2 separate regions of the Homo sapiens genome follow, and region 1 is linked to region 2. The links are chromatin contacts, found by Hi-C in ENCODE. All regions are on one chromosome and are shown on one strand. Each heading gives the region's core, a stretch centred on a gene start or an enhancer-like site at or near the end of the contact. The rest is flanking DNA. Distances are from core to core; before and after follow the strand shown. Region 1 overlaps SPSB4 (splA/ryanodine receptor domain and SOCS box containing 4). Region 2 overlaps LOC124906291 (a long non-coding RNA gene).

Region 1 (5,928 bases), core at 211-2,710, 350 kb before region 2:
CCTACACTGGCCTGGAGCCATGTCCCCCTCTGAGCTGGCTCCATTTGCAGACCTAGCATGCCCTTTCAAGGCACAATTAATTCTAAAGCAGGAGCTGATAACAGTGAACCCTGGGGTAGGCCACATCCCCCAAGGCAAGTCAACTAGGACTTGTTACTGAGCTACTCCAGGTCAGGCACAGTGTGGACACAGAGGGGCCCCACGACAGGGAGCAAAGAGCTTCCCATCCAGCTCACTCATCAACCCAAGGAAATGGCAGCATCGGAACAGCACACACTTTTGGTGCCCTCAGCTGTACACAATCCTGACCCTGAAAATGAATGGAAAAGACTCAGTTGGTGCCTGGGAAGGAATCAGCTTCTGTCCTGAAGTATATTAAAGAAAGGTCTTCTCAGGTGCTACTTGCTTGCAGTTCATTTATACCTCCCTGGTTACCTGCCTCCCATTCCCTCCGCACAACAAACCACAAATGAGAATGTAGGGTAGGTAAGGCCAGAGACAGGCACACCAGCCGCAACCCTCCAACAGCGAACTGCCTACCCACATGAGGGACACAGAACAGCCACAGCAAACAAGAACTCTTAAAGTGCAGCTGTCCGGAGCCATTCAGCAAAGGGGCATGAGGCCCAGCCCTCAGGAGCCAGGCAGAGCAAGGTTGTAGTACCAAAAATGACCTTTTTTTTTTTTTTCCTTCTAATTCTGAATCCTCCAGAATGGATTCAGTTATGTTTAGGGTGATTAGTTCAAGATCAGGGAATAATGAGTCTTAGAAAAATTCCCACCCAAAGAGATCATGCTCAAAGTAGGTTCGTCACTTAAAAGGACCATTGATCCGACAAATTCACTCATGTTGAGAAAGCTTTCCCCAACAGTTTCCAATAAATGAGGTGTCAGTGAAATGATCTCAGCAGTGAAATAAATAATACCAGCATTAAACTATAAAGCAGCCCCTAGAAGGGTGTGATTATCTAGTGAGGGGTACAGACAAGGAGTGCCTGCAGGTCCCTGCGGGTGCAGAATGACAGAGGGACTGGGCCGAGAGGAGGACCTTGTGCAGCATTGAAATGGGGCAGGAATGGGCTGGAGGGAGAGGGCAGGGGAAAAGCACTCCAGGCAGTGGGAGTGGCAGGAGCAAAGGCAAGGGGCTGGAATGTGCTTCATTTCTTGGGGAAGGGGAAGAAAGTACATGAGACTGGCAAGAGGGAAGTTTGTGGGTAGATTCCTTGAGGAGAGCCTGCTGGGGCCAGACTGTGACCTGGACACGCTGCAGACACCTCCCAGGTGGCTGCCACTGACCAGCCACAGAAGCTTCTTTGAGGGCCTCCCAGACACACCCCCAAGGATCTCCTCTGCATGGCAGATGGCTGGGGTTGTTTTTGGCAGCTTAGATTCTGGAAGTCTGTGGGAGGAGATGGCCAGGCGGGAATGAAAGGCTGCCAGACCTCGTGACCTGCACACAGGTGGCCGGTGTCAGGCAGGCAGTGGTGTCTGCAGACTTTGCTGCCCAGACCTGGGCAGGGCCTGCCAGGGCGTCCTGGGAGCCAGCACAGGCTGCGCGGCCGGCCCATCACAAGTGAGCCTTTGTGGCCCCGGTTTACGAAACCAGCCAAATATTTTCCTTGTCACTTTATGAGGTGCTAGGTCTACCCATTCAAGCTGGGAAAAATAAAGCGTCACAGAATTTGCGCCGTTAGAGTTGAGGAGGTTTGAAGTGAACCAATGCTCCTTTTAAAAGAATTCTGTGCCCCTGGGAAGGCCTGTCAGCCTGAGGGGTAGGAGTACACCCAAGATCCCACCTCTGGAAGGGATGGGTACCATCCAAGCCGCCTGCAGGTTTTACAGACGTAGAGAATGAGGCCCTGAGTCTGGAAAGTCTTCAGCCCACAAGGCGGATGGAGTCAGATGAATGAGGAGACTGAGTTCCTTAAATATCTTTAGCACCATACATTCAGGAACCATTTTAGCCTCTTTTTCACAGGTGAGGCCAGAAAGGCTCACAGAAAAGGGTGGATGGGAATTCTCCTTCAGAACTTCACTGCAAGGCAGAAAGGATTCCAGAAGGGCTTTGAGGCTGAGGTGCGTGGTGAAACGGGATGTTACACACTGAAGTTGAAAAGCATCCGCCTTGTGCAGTAAGCCAGTGGGCAGTCACCATTGCGCTGATTCCTGGCCTCCCACTGAGTTCCCACATCCCCTACAAAGCCCCATTTCTTACTGCCCATGGCCTATAATTTCATTGGTAGATCTGCTTCCCTTTTGCCTCTAGTAATAAGTTTCATTTATTGGGTACTTGCTATATTATGCCAAGCATTCCACTAGGTACCTCATTCATTCATTTAACTGAGATTTATCAAACACCTACTATATGCTGCCCCCCGAGGATGCAGCAGCCCTGTCTGGCGTAGTATTGAATCCATTGTTACAGATGGATCATTTGAGCTCAAAGAGAAGTGACTTGCCGAAGACATACAGCTAATACACGGCAGAGTTGAATTTCAAAGCCAGGCGGGTCTGACTTCAAGGTATGGCTTCTCTCCACTCCCTCATTGACAGGGTTAGGAAGAGGCAAGTAATTAATAAAGAAGACACAATGTAAGTAATCATAATTCTTTTCTTTGCCTTCAAAGTTATAATAAAATAGATTAAAGTTTTAAATGCTTACTACGTTTTTTAAAAAAATTTCTTTTCCATCTCCCTTTCCTGGTAAACTGCTTATTATCTTTTAGATGAAATAAAGATACACTTTCATAAAAGAGAATCCGTGATGGCCACTTAAAATTCCACACTACATGTGGTAACTACATCGCCACCTGGTGGTACAGATTTTGCATAACGGGATGTAAATCAAGAGCAAAGACAACAGCTATGGGCCATTGGAAGGGACTACAATTTGGAAGTGAGAATTCAGAGGTTCTAGTCTGTGCTCTGCCCTAGACTGGCCGTGGTGGCACTGAGTCAGCCACTCCAGCCCTCTAGGTGGCAGATCCTTTTTTTGCAGCTCCTGTGTGGGCTGGTGTCCCTGGAGACTCCGTTTTAACTTGGACATTCCCTCTTTATTGTCCTCCTATGTTGCACTGAACTCAAAGAAAAATGCTCAGGTGGGTTTTGAGGTACCAGTTGGGGAGATAGTGTGGGGCAAGGCTTTCTGGAGCCCTCGGGCCACTCCATGAAGGCAGCACCTCCTCCTCTAAGTGTGCACCTTGGCCTGGCCTCAGGTATCCCATTATGGCTTTTCACCCTCCCTGGGATCTGCTCTGACTGCAGTCCTCTTAAGGGCAGTTCTCACCCCATGCCTTTCTCACCAGACCAGAGACCCTCTACCACACCCTAGGGTATCCATCAGGAATTACCTCCGATCAGAGTTCAAGAAACCAAGTTCAGGGTCTAGGATGGGCTTAGCACAGCAGAAGTAGTTTGTTAGTTGTATTCTTTTATAAGGAACAGAAGACCTGACCCCAAACTGCCTTAAGTTAATAAAAGGAATATATGTGCTTTTGTCACTGAGTAATTGTAGTTGCTTTAGCCTCACCTGTAATCCCAGGTTCAAACACCATTGGCAGGGTCTGACGTCTCTCTCTCCATTTCTCAGCTCTTCTTCCTTCGTGTCTAGTGGCACCTTAGGGGTGTCTTATGGGGCTTTAGGCCCCACACCCTCAACCTACCTGAAATAACAGGATCTAAGCAGACAGTGTTTCCTAGATCTCCCATCTCACAGACCACCACTCCTGAGCCCCTCCTACATACACATTCTAGAGGCCTCTGTATGGGGTCATCTTTCTCAGGTCCCCAAATGACTTCAAGGAGGCCCTGGGTCCACCTGTTGCTCCTTCTTATTGCAGGCCATGCCCAGCACAAGTCCTGGAATCCACTCTCATGGGCCCCACTGGGATCTCAGGCTCACCCCTGAACCAGTCAGTCACAGTGGCCACTGGACTGGAATGTGCTGATTGGCTCAGCCTGGTCAGAGGCTCCACGCCTGGGGTTGGGATGGGGCAAAGCCTCAGGAAAAACACACTCCCCAAGGGATCTGAAATGTTTTACCTAAAGGGCAGGTGACGGATGCTGGAGGCAAAACCATCAGAAATCCATTAGTAATTAACATAAAAGTTAGTAGAATGGAAGTTCATACATTATTTATCTTTTGAGTAAATCAGAGTGATAAGACTATCTTAATGGTAATGTCGCTTCATTCACTGGAAAGGTGTGTTCATAGGAATGCAAAAGGCTTAGGAAAAAAATAAATAAGACGAGAAGAGTCTGTTCAGCGACAGAGAAAACAGAGTTGGGCCTGGCCTCTGTCCTGTCCCCACTATGTGTCCATCCAGGGCAAGGACAGTATTGGTGAAGACATGTTTCAACAATGCCTTCAACTCAGCCCTGAAGAAGAAAGGTAGTCCCTTAGGTTTCTGAGTTTCCTTCTGGGAGTCTGTCTTGCATGTGAATATCATCCTGTAACTATTGGGACAGCCTTACATCCCCTCTGCTAGTCTCTAAAATTGACTTGAAGATTTTTATTTGTGCCCAGGCACAGTGGCTCAGGCCTGTAATCCCAGCACTTTGGGAGGCCAAGACAGGTGGATCACCTGAGGTTAGGAGTTCAAGACCAGCCTGGGCAACATGGTGAACTTTTCTCTACTAAAAGTACAAAAATTAGCCAGGCATGGTGGCTCAAGCCTGTAATCCCAGCTACTTGGGAGGCTGAGGCACGAACATCACTTGAACGCAGGAGGTGGAGGTTGCAGTGAACCGAGATCACACCACTGCACTCCAGCCTGGGCAACAGAGCGAGACTCTGTCTTAAAAAAAAAAATAAAATAAAAGATTTTTATTTGTCTGCGGTGGCCTCTTTCGCTGTTCTGTCCTGCTTGGGCTAATGTTTAAAATTCCAGATAGAGTGTCCAAGTGGGCAGGGCCTTAGGGACTCTGGTGCAAGCCCCTTCTGCTGTGAATGGGGGCCAGCGAGGGTCAGAGTCTTACTGAATTCACAGAGCTAGTTAAATCACCGAGCTCAGGAGCCTCTGCCTGGCAACCCCTTCTCGTGGGAGTCTCGTTACCACAGGGTTCCCAAGCAGGCAGACAGAGAGGCAGCCAAGGTGAAGGCCCCGATGACACCTTTGCTATGAATAACCCACAAAATCAATTACTGCAGTGGGCAGAGCAGCAGCCAGGCCCTTCACTGTGTGCTGCTGGGCGCATGTACTGAGATCACTTCTTGCTGCAGGGCTTCCCTTCCTAATTGTATTTTGCTCAAACTAATGTTAAAAATTAACTTTCCCAGCATTCAGATGAGGCCAAAGCAGGAGGTGGAATAAGAGAAAAGACTTAATTTTTAGTGGATAGACCACCAGGGAGCCACCTGGGATAGATGTTCTGTGTGTGTTTGATCTCTCAGAGATGGAGAACATTTACTGAGCAGCATTCTGTGCTAGGTCCTGGGGTACTCCCTAGGATCAGACCGAGGCCATGCCTCAAAGAGCCCCTAGTTTATCGGGTAGCCACACAAGTAACAATAGTGATAGTTCAGTGAGATGAGCATTAATAAAGGGCTCTGGGTAGTGCAGGAGGCGTGGAGGAGAGAGAGAATATCAGGTGTTTGGGTCAGCTGTGGCATCGAGGAAGTGCAGACAGAGGAGGAATATTTGAGTTGAGATTTAAAGACTCAAGTATCCCTTTCCCTAGATGGAGAAGACCGAAAGCAGCATTTCAGGGGAGGGCACAGCATGTGTGAAGGCACAGCGGCTTTAAATTGCACAGCAGCACTCAGGAGGTTGTGAGAAGTCCAAGGTGCATACGAGGAAGAGAGCAGTCAGCAAAGAGACCAGATCATGGAGGGTGACCCCACCGCTCTAACTGGTATTTATTCATTCATCAAAACCTGGGCCTTTTGGAGTCCAGTTTTTTAAATTTAGATTTTACTTATTTTGAATA
Region 2 (6,431 bases), core at 3,177-5,676:
CATGATTAAAGTTGACCTTTTAATACTGTAGTACCTTGCTGTTAAGTAACCCCACTATTGTATCTGCATTTATCTTTTGTTCATCTACTTTCACTTACATACAGTATTATATAAGTAGAGAAAAATGGGAAAATGCAAGCAAATTCAACTTTATTTTATACATTGTATATATGTACACCCTACACTATTCATTTGGGTTTTATTAAAGAGATAGTCACAAAGGGCTTACGAAAATCATTTTTGAATTGATAATTAGAATATTGAATAAGCAATCCTATGATCCACTAATTTGTTTTATCAGTTAATAATATTAATCAAAGACATTTACTGTATATTCTAGTCATTTTGATTTGAGTTAACCCCAAATATAAAATTACCTGTAGTGATGTCTCTCTCCCAGCCCTTATATGTGGATATTTTTTAAGTGGACTTGTATGCTGATAATTCTAGACCAAAGTAAATATGGCAGAATATTTATACATGAAAAAATAATTTTGCAAATATTTTCTATAATTGTATTCATTTAAAATGTTGATAGCTTGTGTTAGTTTCAGGGAGGGGTGTATATTTTGATAAAAAAATACTTGACTTTGTAATTCTGTATATTCTATACAATTTATAGCAGAGCCGTTTTAAGACAGCCTTGTCACATTTTTTTGTTAATTGTGAAAATTTTATTGAGTGATGTTTAAGTATGCATTGAGTACATGACCAACTAGAATTAAAGTAAGTGTAAACAGTGAACATACTGTATGCTGTACAAGATATAATGTAACTTGCTGTTTTAGCATCTGTATTTTGGTTAGAAGATATTATTAAATGCAGATGTTAAGGATTGGAAAAGTCTAATTTTATTTTTAGAAATAATGGATATAAATTTGTTTTTGCTTGATTAAAATAGCTTATTCCTACATTAAGTCTCTTTTTAAATGTTTTCATGTTATTTCTTTTGTGCAGCTATTTCATCTGTGTGAGTCACAGCTTTGTTTCCACGTATTATTCAGTTTATTTCTGTTTCCTTACTTGTTTACATTCCGTGGTACCTACTTACATGCTTAGGAGTCAAATGGATTATGACATTAGGAAAAAAGCAGAATAAAAGAGATTGAAGTCTTCTGATGATTGAGTGTTTTGGATAGGCCTGATCTTATAATGATAAATCAGAGAATGAAATGCTCTCCAGGAAGCATTCTGCTCCACTCATCCGTGGGAAACAAATTACATTTATTGAGTACCAGGCACTGGGCAATGTCTTTACATAGGCTATTTCATTAACACACACGCACCAGAATTCGACCTCATTATCCTCGTTTTATAGTGACTTTGAGAAGGTCTCACAACCAGACAAAGCCAGGATGCTAACCTAGGTCTGCCTGACTCCAAAGCCCATGTTTTTGTTCCTTCTCAACACTGTAGAGAAAAATCATTTATAGAAACTGAACAGAGTATGAGGAAAGGAGATATGATAAAGTAATGCAGCTTTAGGATGGCAGTTAGTGACTGCCCTGGAACAGGATTAAAGGAGGCTGTGTCAGGTTCAGCTTCCCCTGAATTGGGCTTCCCTTATATCTCAGGAGATTGCCCTATAAAATCAGTAAAATTTGTGCACTTTTTTAAGGATATGGAGTAAAATTGTAATAGCATTATAAGCTGGTAATTTTCACACAAAGAAAAAAATACGTTCCGTCGTCACAGACTCTACTCCTAAACTTAGCTAACTAACTATCTTGCAAATGCCTGCAGTTTGTCCCAGTGGGCAATGTGAGAGGGGATGTCGGTGGCTCAGGCAGCACAGTCCATCACCAACACAGAGAAAATTACTGCCAGGCCTACCGGTGGCTGGCCAGTAGCATCAATTTTGTATTGGAAGGGCAATCCAAACCAGATTCACCAAAAATTTGATAACTGTTATCTGCTAAAACTAACTTCATTATGTACAAGAACAACAGATTTAATATTGAAAGCATCTGTAACAATTGGGAAAGTAAAAGCATAAAACAAAAGTGTTAGTATATTTTTTTCCATTACTTCGGATACTTTCATTCTTGCTACTCATCTTTTCTCATCACCTACTGATTGATTTAGTTGCACTCCCATCTGTCTCTTATCAGTTTATTTTTACAGAAGCAACAGCTCTTCCACTTCAGTTTCCTCCAAATCTGAGAATGCATCCCCCTCGCCCTCCCCAAATCCTGACCAGCTATTGATTTCTCTTCTGGAGAGAGAAGCCTCCTTTACTCCCTCCCTAGTTTGTACATCCTAACCCAGTTCCTCAAGCAAGATGGTCAGTGAGCAAGAAAGTTGGCTGGGTGTGCAATTTAGAACTATTCACTCTAAATTTAGACAACGAATGAAGAACTAGTTAGAAATGTTATATTTTATTATTTCATTAGTAACATCTAAAACATTCTATTTAGAATGTTTTTGTGGAAAATCAAACACTTTTTTGCAATAATTTTAAAATATATGACTTGTATGTAATTATAGGTGAAAGTATTTTATTCCAGTTAGAGAAACTGGTAAACAGACATTTTAAAGATGTAATAATGTGGCCGGGCGTGGTGGCTCACAACTGTAATCCCAGCACGTTGGAGGCCGAGGCGGGAGTTCAGGAATGGGCTGGCCAACATGGTGAAACCCCGTCTCTACTAAAAATACAAAACTTTAGCTGGGCATAGTGGTGGGTGCCTATAATCCCAGCTACTGGGGAGGCTGAAGCAGGAGAATCACTTGAACCTGGGAGGCGGAGGTGTAGTGAGCTGAGATCGTGCCTCTGCACTCTGGCCTGCACAACAGAGCAAGACTCCATCTCAAAAAAAAATAATAATGCTAACTTATGTAAAATTGTAATTAATTCATTCAAAATATACTTAATTTTTACTGCTGAACTAGGACTACAGAGATGTGAGGTAGCTTGTGCCTTTGAGGAACTTAAGTCTGGTGAAGGAGATTGATGAGACAATAGATGATTATAAAACAAAACTCTGAGCTCTTAAGAGGCCTAGAACCAAAGCAGAGAGAAGTGATACTGAGCGGGGGCTGGTGGAGCTGGGCTTCACCAGAGGCGTCGGGTCCAGAGAGGAGCAACTAAAACAAAGGAGCCACCGGGGAATGTAGGTTGTTCCAAAAGTCTGGCGTTTGGGATGATGAACCTGGAGAGGCACATGGGACACATCATCAGGGCCTTGGCTTTGCCAGAGTTGGACCTCTATCCTGACAGCATAAGGCAGTGGGCAAGCAAAGAAGGGGGCTGGGTAGTAAGAGATGAACTCAGAGAGAGTTAACACAATATCCAAGCAAGATGAGAAGCCTTTGGAGGACTTCAGCAGAGAGTGGAAGGATCTGATATGATTACAAGGATCACTCTTACTGCGTGTACTGAATAGACCACAGCCCGGGGCAAGGGTGGAGGCAGGGAGATGAGATAGGAGACTGTGGCAGCACAGGCGGGAGATGACAGTGGCTTGGAAGAGGGTGGGAGTAGTGGGGATGGTAAGAAATGGGTCACATTCTGGAGATAGATTTTTAATTTTGTAATGTGGAAATTTTCAAGCCTATGCAGAAGTAGAATAGTTTGGTGAAACCCAGTGTACCCATCATTCAACAATCAACAATTCACAGCCAATGTTGTTTCATCAATACCCTCACCTACTTTCCTTCTCCACTGTATTATTTTGAAGCAGATCATAGACATCATACCATTTCATCTGTAAATATGTCAGTATACATCTCTAAAAAGGTAAACAACATTTTTAATATAACCATATCATTACCATTCCTTAAAAATTAACATTTCCTTAATATCAAGTTCCATTCGTTAAAATTTCTGGTTGTCTCATCATTATATATATATTTTTTACAATTGGAATCAGAATCCAACTAAAGTCCCATACTACAATTAGTTGATATACCTGTCTTATAATCTATAGATTTTCTATTTTTTCCCTTCGCAATTTCATTCCGAAGAAATTCGGTGTTCACAGTCTAGGAAGAAACAAGGCAACTTCTTAGGTTGGGTTATGTTCTTCCATTAGGAGGTACACTCTGTGTGGCTTAGATATTGGATGTATTTTGAAGACAGATCTGATAGATTTGCTAATGGTGTAGATACCAGGGGTTGAAAAAGAGAGGGATCAAAAATGACACCAAGGTTTGGGCCTGAACAATTAGAAGGATGGTGTTGCCAACAAACTAGATACCTGGGTTGGAAGTTCAGAAGAGGAGACTGACTTGAGGTAAGGATTTGAAAGTTGTATTTTATTCATTCAAAATATATTTGAGGTGGGAGTACAGCACAAGAATGGCCAAAACAAATAGTCCCTGGAGCCTGTGACATAGTGGGGAACACAAAAGGCTAAAAAGCTGATTATTTACAACCATACTAAATGCTATGCAGAAGGGCTGCATGGTGCTCTGAGGACATCTAATGGAGGAATGTAACCTAGTTGGGAGGTTCAAGGGAGGCTGTCTTTGAGGAAGTAACTTTTTGTTTTCAGACCTAGACCTGAGGAAGTAACTTTTGAGCTGAGGTCTGAAAGATAAATAAGAGTTGAAAGGAGAGAGAGTTTCTAGGTTGAGGGACTAACAGATATCAAGGGCAGCCTGTGGAGGGAACACAGTTCTTTGGAGGCCAGTGGTGGCCAGAGTACAGAGAAATTGATTTAAAATCAGACTAGAGGACAGGAGCCATACCATGCAGAACCTTCAAGGTCATGCCAAGAATTTGGATCTTATTCTTAAGATCCAGAAGATCTTAAGAGCATCAGAAAGCCATTGAATTATTTAAAGCAGGTTGGGACAAGAAGAGGTATATTTAATCAGTTTTGTATTACAAAAAAGTCACTGTGGCTGAAATGTAGACAATGGCTTGGAAGACAGTAGCGGCCAGAAGTAGAGCAGTTAGGAAGCTACTGCAGTTGTGCAGGCTAGAGATTATAGTGGCTTGGATTTGTTAACTGGAAAAACCTTAAACAAGTTAAATGTAACAGAGTTTAATTGAGCAAAGAACCATTTGTGAATTGGGGACCCCTAAGAACCAGAATAGGTTTTAAGAACTCCAGCCTACAACGTAGTCAGGCAGCATTTATAAGAAGAAAATGGAAGAAGTAAGGTACAGAGGCAGCTTCATGGGCTACAGCTCACTGTTTTGCCTTATGTCAATCAGTCAGCTGTCTGAGATTGACTGAAGCTCAGCTGCTGAACTGAGACTCAGCTGTTAGTTTAGGCATTTAGTTAGTTTATGCAACTAAGTAAGGTTGCAGTTCATTTTGGACTTGAGTATGAAGGCATCCTTAGGCCAAATTTAGTTTAGTTTAACTGATGATGTGATTGCAGTGAAGATAGAGAGAAAGGGGAGGATTTGGGAGATACTTAAGGGAGAGAATCAGCAGGACGTGATGTTTGATGATATATGGGAAGTGAGGGCTAGGGATGGATCAAGGATAGTCTTTGGGTTTTAGAATTGTTGAAGCTAGGAGTGCAAGGTGTCCCGTCCATGAAGCTTGTATAGAGAAGGAAGAATCCAGAAAACACCAACACAAATGACCCCTGACTTCTGAGGTTTCCACTTACAACTTTTTGACTTCATGATTATGCAAAAGCAATACACATTCTGTAGAAACCATATTTTGAGTACCCATACAAGCATTCCATTTTTTACTCAGTACAGTATTCAATAAATTTCATGAGCTATTCTACACTTTATCATAAAATAAGCATTGCATTGGATGAGTTTGCCCAACTGCAGGCTAAAGTAAGCATTTGACCCACATTTAAGGTAGACTAGGCTAAGCTATTTGGTAGATTTTTTTTTTTTTTTTTTTTTTGAGATGGAATCTCGCTCTGTTGCCCAGGCTGGAGTGCAATGGTGCGATCTTGGCTCACTGCAACCTCCGCCTCCCGGGTTCAAGTGATTCTCCTGCCTCAGCCTCCGGAGTAGCTGGGATTACAGGCACGTGCTACCATGCCCGGGGAATTTTTGTATTTTTAGTAGAGATGGGTTTCACCATGTTGGCCAGGCTGGTCACAAACCCCTGACCAGGGGGTTAAGGGGCTTGCCCAGGCCAGACAGGACCAACTCTGAGCCTTTTGGTCTCCAAGACACTGTTTTCATCCCCACCTACTTATTCCACATTGACTAAGGTATTTTTTGGAAGAACCTAGAGCTAAAACAATAAAAAATACTGTCCTTTCCTGAAAATGAGTGTTTATTGGCCTGAGACTCTAATACTTTCAGAGACCTAGGTCATTCCTTTTTTTATTCGACATATTCTGTATGGCAACTAGTACTGCCAGGCGCTATTCTAAGCATCTAATGAAGATTAACTCATTTAGTCCTCATATCACCCCATGAGGGAAACACTATTATCATTGCCAACAATGTTTAGTTTGGTTATCTTTTTGCTGCACGGTGTCACAAAACAGTGGCTTAA

The links. Hi-C counts contacts between places; a loop is a spot of excess contacts on that map. Pooled maps may share reads with other maps.
Region 1: a loop to region 2 is called in a pooled map, with 19 times the contacts of the local background. The contact joins two enhancer-like sites. A Hi-C loop is called at or near these places in 1 of 168 maps with a recorded cell type or tissue (esophagus muscularis mucosa), 1 of 37 single-sample maps with no recorded cell type and 9 of 50 pooled maps.

Annotation. Positions count from the first base shown.
Region 1 is chr3:141,103,156-141,109,083 of GRCh38, forward strand. The region is part of intron 2 of SPSB4 (splA/ryanodine receptor domain and SOCS box containing 4); the gene reads left to right. Among named protein-coding and RNA genes, the nearest start is that of SPSB4, 55 kb to the left of the region's middle. RefSeq lists an enhancer at 1-308. Within about 2 kb of position 1,461, at least 2 of the 41 ENCODE cell types and tissues checked have a DNase peak (open chromatin) inside an H3K27ac peak, as active enhancers do.
Region 2 is chr3:141,447,790-141,454,220 of GRCh38, forward strand. LOC124906291 (a long non-coding RNA gene) reads right to left here. Exons shown (of 2, transcript XR_007096120.1): 2 at 850-6,431. ZBTB38 (zinc finger and BTB domain containing 38) reads left to right here. Exons shown (of 6, transcript NM_001376113.1): 6 at 1-2,003. Among named protein-coding and RNA genes, the nearest start is that of RASA2, 36 kb to the right of the region's middle. RefSeq lists a silencer at 3,377-3,549 and an enhancer at 4,343-4,482. Within about 2 kb of position 4,427, at least 5 of the 41 ENCODE cell types and tissues checked have a DNase peak (open chromatin) inside an H3K27ac peak, as active enhancers do.